2 separate regions of the Homo sapiens genome follow, and region 1 is linked to region 2. A link is a contact called in ENCODE Hi-C or POLR2A ChIA-PET data. All regions are on one chromosome and are shown on one strand. The core of a region is the stretch at or near the end of the contact, and the rest is flanking DNA. Distances in the headings are between cores, read along the strand shown. Region 1 overlaps PRKAG2 (protein kinase AMP-activated non-catalytic subunit gamma 2). Region 2 overlaps PRKAG2 (protein kinase AMP-activated non-catalytic subunit gamma 2).

Region 1 (2,700 bases), core at 94-2,593, 160 kb before region 2:
CACTCTCATCCATGCCTGGAAAAGCTCATAACCCATCTGCCTGTTCTCCCTACGTCACTGTCACCAAGCGCTGCCTGGTGGAACCCTGGACAAGTGGCCCAGCTCTCCCAGAGGTGCTGCTCCCCGAGGACTCCCGGAGTCACTCAGCAGGCCAGGCGGCTGTCACCTCACAGGGTGGCAGGGTAGCAAAGCAGCTCTGGTGCGTGTCCTTGGATGTCACGGTCAAGTGCCCCTTTCCCTTTTCTGACCCCATCCCAGTCACCCAGAGCTGCTGCTCTAAGTCAGGAAGACTAAATCCCCAGGAACAGGTGAGCATCGCCTGTGGACGGGGCTGGGCGCTGGTGGGGTGTCAGCGAGGTGCGTGCTCTCCCAGGGGCGCTCATCAGGGCTGTGAGAGGTGAGCTGTCGTGACAGTGGCGTGGCTCTGGGAGCAGCCGCCCTCTGGAGAGCCCGGGTTCCCAGCAGAGAAGCTGAACACTGGACAAACAATTCCAGGACTGCAGCGTCTGAAAGTGTCCGAAGACGAAAGGGAAAGATTTCAGAGCCTGAAGGGGTAAATAATGAAGCAGGGAGAAAGGAGATTCAAAAGGGGGTGTATTTTTAAAATAGTGACTCTGGACGGTGACAGAGAAGCCACCACAGCTTGGTGACCTGGGGTTGGGGCCGCAGCCTGGCTGGGTGCTGGCCAGCCCCTGCTGCTCTGTCACCCCCATCCTGTGAGACAGGACCTCACTCAGGGCTTGTGCGTGGGTCCAGGGAGCCTTGGCACCCAAGGATGGTCACCCGGGGTTCCAATTTCCAGATGAGAGTGAGCACTTGGTACATTCAGAGAGCAAGATGAATTCTGCCCTGCGGTAATAATTTGTCTTTTAGCGATTGAGAAGAAAAAAATAGGCAAAGTCCAGGTGCTCTCAGCGTAAATCAACATGAACGTTCCCTGAGGGCCAAGGCAGTCTCTGGTGCTGCTGTGTGTTCTTGGGGCCCTGGGGACTGCTGGCCTCCGGGTGTCTCATGACAGTGGTGCTGGTTGGGGTGCAAGTCCCCAGGAGGTGGCGTCTCCCCTCCCGGTCAGGCCCGTGGTCAAACACTCTGCTGGGCCTGGAGGGATCCACGGAGGACGGGCCCCCGGAGCTGAGCAGCGCAGTGGCCTCTGGAAAGCAGGCTGCTGGGGGAGTGTCCGGGCGTCCGCCCCAGGGCCCTGAGGCTAAGAGCATGACTGCAGGAGGAGGAAGGTGGGGCTCAAAGCAGACCCAGGAGGAAGTTTTGATGACTCACATCACTAAGATGCTTGGCTGGGCCCCACTTTTGGCTGGAAGAGATGACACATCAGCTAATGCTAGTGAGTTCATCAATGAACAGCACCTGAACGCTGACCCGGCTGCCCTGCGCCTCCCAGGGGATACAGGGCCTGAAGGCCCCTCCTCCCTCCCTCCCTCCCTCCTTCTCGCTCCTGGGCCTGGCCAGCCCTGTTTTGATCACAGAACAGCTAAGGCTGATGGAAAGGGAGTGGCTGCAGTCTGGAGTGACCTCTGAGCAGCTGTGGCCAGTGACCCTGAGGAGGGATGTCCAGTTGGCAGCACAGAAAAAAGGAGCAAACCCCTGCGTCTCCAGGCAGGCACCCGTGCGCCAGCCTGCAGGGTGATCAGCCTCAGTTTCCTAGCCCTTCCAGAGTCCCTGCCCAGGGGCACCCCAGCTCTGGTCTCCTGCTGCCCCAGCCTGCCTTCCTCCCCACGGGGCTCCCGTGGCTGCTGGTGGCTCACCTGGGGTCCTCCCCACCTCGATGGCTGGATGCCTCTGCCCCTGCACTCATTACAGCCTGGAGGGGCGTAGGGCCCTGCCTCCTCCTGGAGGTCCCAGTCCCCCACAGGCAGGTCTGCCTCAAAGCCCACCAACACCAAATACCATTGAGTATCGGTTTTGTTTTGTTTTTTGTTTTTTTTTTTGAGACTGAGTTTTGCTCTCGTTGCCCAGGCTGGAGTGCAATGACGCAATCTTGGCTCACTGTAACCTCCGCCTGCTGGGTTCAAGAGATTCTCCTACCTCAGCTTCCTGAGTAGGTGGGATTACAGGCGCATACCACCATGCCCAGCTAATTTTGTATTTTTAGTAGAGGCGGGGTTTCACTATGTTGGTCAGACTGGTCTTGAATTCCTGACCTCAGGTGATCCGCCCGCCTTGGCCTCCCAAAGCGCTGGGATTACAGGTGTGAGCCACCGCGCCCAGCCAGTATCACCTTTTTGATACTTGACTAACAATGCTGTGCTAACTTCTAAAAATGTTTAAGGCAAAGTTTGCTAAAGTGTAAGCATATGGAGAAGAGCACAGATCATAGATGACGAATTTGCACAAACTGAACACCCTTGTGTAGCCAGCACCCCAGAAGCTCCCCATACTCTCTCCCAGCTACTTCCCCTCAAGATTGGCATCGTCTGGTTTTGAATTTACACGATTTTTTTTTGGTCTGGCTTCTTTCACTTGCACTTTGTGAGATGCAGCCGTGCCTGCGTGCGGCGTTGAAGTTCATCAACTCCATTTCATTGCTGCAGAACCCTCCGCTGTCTGCCCAGACAACGACTCCTGCGTCCGTCCAGTTGTTAATGGACACCGTGGTTTCCAGTCGGGGCTGTGACAGAGTGCTCTCATGGGCACTCTTGTGCGTTGGTGTGCCTTTCTGTTGGACTCGTACTAAGATTACTGGTA
Region 2 (2,700 bases), core at 188-2,687:
GGGAGGCTGAGGTGGGAGAATTGCTTGTACCTGGGAGGCAGAGATTGCAGTGAACCCAGATCATGCCACTGCACTCCAGCCTGAGTGACAGAGTGAGACTGTCTCAGAAAAAAAAAGAAACCTTGGAAAAGCAAATTAATTGCAGTTGATATCTTCAGAAAAAAACAGTTTTTATGTGCTGGAAAGATGCCCACAATGCAGTAGGTTTTGAGCATCAATTTGGTAAAATAATACTTAAAAATATTTAAAGAACAAAGTTTGTCATAACTGATTTTATCTTATAACTTATGGAAATTGATTTTTTAAATTTCATAATTGCTTCATTTCTTGAGAGTAAGGTGAACCTGGTAGCATTCTAGTGACCTCTGCTGGTATTGCTCTTTTATCAGATTTCTTTGTTTTTCCTGATTTTATAAACACTTACTGTCACATTGTTTTTTAATATTTAATTTTTCTTCAAATGCAACATCCTGAAAACAGTTTGGAAGTTGTTTAAAATAGCCATAACTATGATTAACACAGGAGTTTTAGGCAAATTAAATTTCTTTTTATTTGAGTTTTTAATCCTTCTAACTATTAACCGTAAACTGAAGGGTATTTGAATTTGTGTTATAACTGCAAACAGCAAATGTGTTACTAACTGCATATTTTCTTTCTATAAATACAGAGCTTTATTTACAAGAAACATTTAAGCCTTTAGTGAATATATCTCCAGATGCAAGGTAAACTTGTTTTTTTTTTCTTTGAAAACATTCATTCAGATGTATGTGTTTTATCACCATGATAGAAAGAAAGACACAAATAAACATGTTCTTCATTCCAAACAGGGCCTGCCTCCTTAATTCCAGCTACACTGTACGCATTCAGTAAATCTAGGAACACTACAAAAATCACAGCCGTTGCTGGTGCTAAGGATGGATAATGGTCTAGTAATAGGGTCATACTAAACCATCACGAAGATCTCGGCCAATCTGGGGGGCGTGTTGAAATTGCAGATTCCTGGGCTTTTACCCCTGACCTGCTAAATCAGGATAGGGCCCAGGAATACACATTTAAACAACTCCCTTGGCAATTCTGCTCCACACTAGCGTTTAAACATCAGTGTGTGTTAGATGTCGGTTCAGATGTGGTGAGAGCATGGGCTGCCTTCTGTGTAGTCGTCTGGCCCGTCCTTTTTTATCCAAGCCTTCTGGTTTGGCTGTGATACATTTCCATATTGGTGTAAAAGCATCTTTCAAACTCAAATCCAGTACAGAGAAAGATTAAAATATTTATTTTCATTTTATTTCCAAGTCCTAACAAAAAGGTATAACAACCTTCTTACTGGCAGTCCCAGGAGAGGGACCAAGTAGAACAGAAATGTTGGCCCTGCAATATCTCCTAGCCGGGCCGGCCCGGGGTAGAGCCAGTTTGCCCACTCACCAATGCAGAGAGCTTGCTGCTACAGCCTTTGCTCTCTTGCCAATACGATGTATCTGTTTGCTTTTCTAAGGATTTAGGTTTCATCGTCTTTCAAATAAAATCACTAAATACACTCTTTAAAAAAACTCCTCTTCCTGGCTGGGCGCAAGGGCTCATGCCCGTAATCCCAGCACTATGGGAGGCCATGGTGGGTGGATCGCTTAAGCTCAGGAGTTCGAGAGCAGCCTGGGCAACGTGGCAAAACCCCATGTCTACAAAAAAGAAAGGTGGCGCATGCCTGTAGTCCCAGCTACTCAAATAGGCTGAGGTGGGAGGATCACCTGAGCCCGGGAGGTCAAGGCTGCAGTGAGCCATGACGGCAGGCAACAGAGCAAGACCCTGTCTCAAAAAAACAAACCAAAAAAAATCTCCTCTTCTAGAGATTTGTAGCTTGCACTTGTATTTGAGATATGTTAACATAGATTGTGAAAAATGAAAAATTTGCTGAGATCTCTAATTTAAAACTCTTCCAAAACACTGTTATTATTGCAATAATAAAAACACTGGAAGTGCTTTAAGGCAGGGGTAGTCCAAAGTGTTCTGATTTTTCTCGAAAGCCTCCTAACAACTTTAATGACTTCTCCCACAGCCTCTTCGATGCTGTATACTCCTTGATCAAAAATAAAATCCACAGATTGCCCGTTATTGACCCTATCAGTGGGAATGCACTTTATATACTTACCCACAAAAGAATCCTCAAGTTCCTCCAGCTTTTTGTAAGTAGTTTTTAGCGTTTCTAAAGACATAATTGCATTTACTTATTAAATAATGTACTTCAAGTAAATTGGCTCCTGTTACCCTCAGTAGAAGAAATTGTTAGTTTTGAGGTCTCCCTTTCTAAACTTCAGTTTCTCAACTTACTACTCTCTGAATTGTACATTCTTAAAGTTGATTCCAATTTAAAAGAATCACCTTTTAGTGCAAGTATCAAAACAATTTTAACAACAAAACTCGGCATTCTCTCTTTAAATTAAAACATTTGTCACCAGCATATGAGGGGAAATAAGGCAATCTGCAAGTCTAATTGAGGACTGTTGTACAAGATAAACTGAACTAATATCTAGAGCAAAAATTGCTTTATGTTGCTTTTACTGGTGTCATGGTTTTAGAAACATGTTCCAAAAAATGCTTTCCTCAAGATTATCTTATAAACTGCAGCAGTGATAGAAAAACCCGAAGCAAATAAAATTTTGGCAAGAGAATACCATGTTGGTCCAAATAAGGCCTGTATTAACCTGT

What was found. Hi-C counts contacts between places; a loop is a spot of excess contacts on that map. ChIA-PET counts read pairs that join two places held with the same protein, here RNA polymerase II (POLR2A). Pooled maps may share reads with other maps.
Region 1: a map of breast epithelium shows a loop between it and region 2 (2.8-fold over the local background). The contact joins two enhancer-like sites. A Hi-C loop is called at or near these places in 1 of 168 maps with a recorded cell type or tissue (breast epithelium) and 4 of 50 pooled maps. POLR2A ChIA-PET finds 5 or more read pairs at or near these places in 1 of 52 experiments (H1).

What each region holds. Positions count from the first base shown.
Region 1 is chr7:151,726,459-151,729,158 of GRCh38, reverse strand. All of the region lies in intron 3 of PRKAG2 (protein kinase AMP-activated non-catalytic subunit gamma 2), which reads left to right. Among named protein-coding and RNA genes, the nearest start is that of PRKAG2-AS2, 79 kb to the left of the region's middle. RefSeq lists enhancers at 1,140-1,199, 1,671-2,534. Within about 2 kb of position 1,343, at least 13 of the 41 ENCODE cell types and tissues checked have a DNase peak (open chromatin) inside an H3K27ac peak, as active enhancers do.
Region 2 is chr7:151,568,193-151,570,892 of GRCh38, reverse strand. PRKAG2 (protein kinase AMP-activated non-catalytic subunit gamma 2) reads left to right here. Exons shown (of 16, transcript NM_016203.4): 10 at 668-722; 11 at 2,051-2,177. Among named protein-coding and RNA genes, the nearest start is that of RHEB, 50 kb to the right of the region's middle. Within about 2 kb of position 1,437, at least 2 of the 41 ENCODE cell types and tissues checked have a DNase peak (open chromatin) inside an H3K27ac peak, as active enhancers do.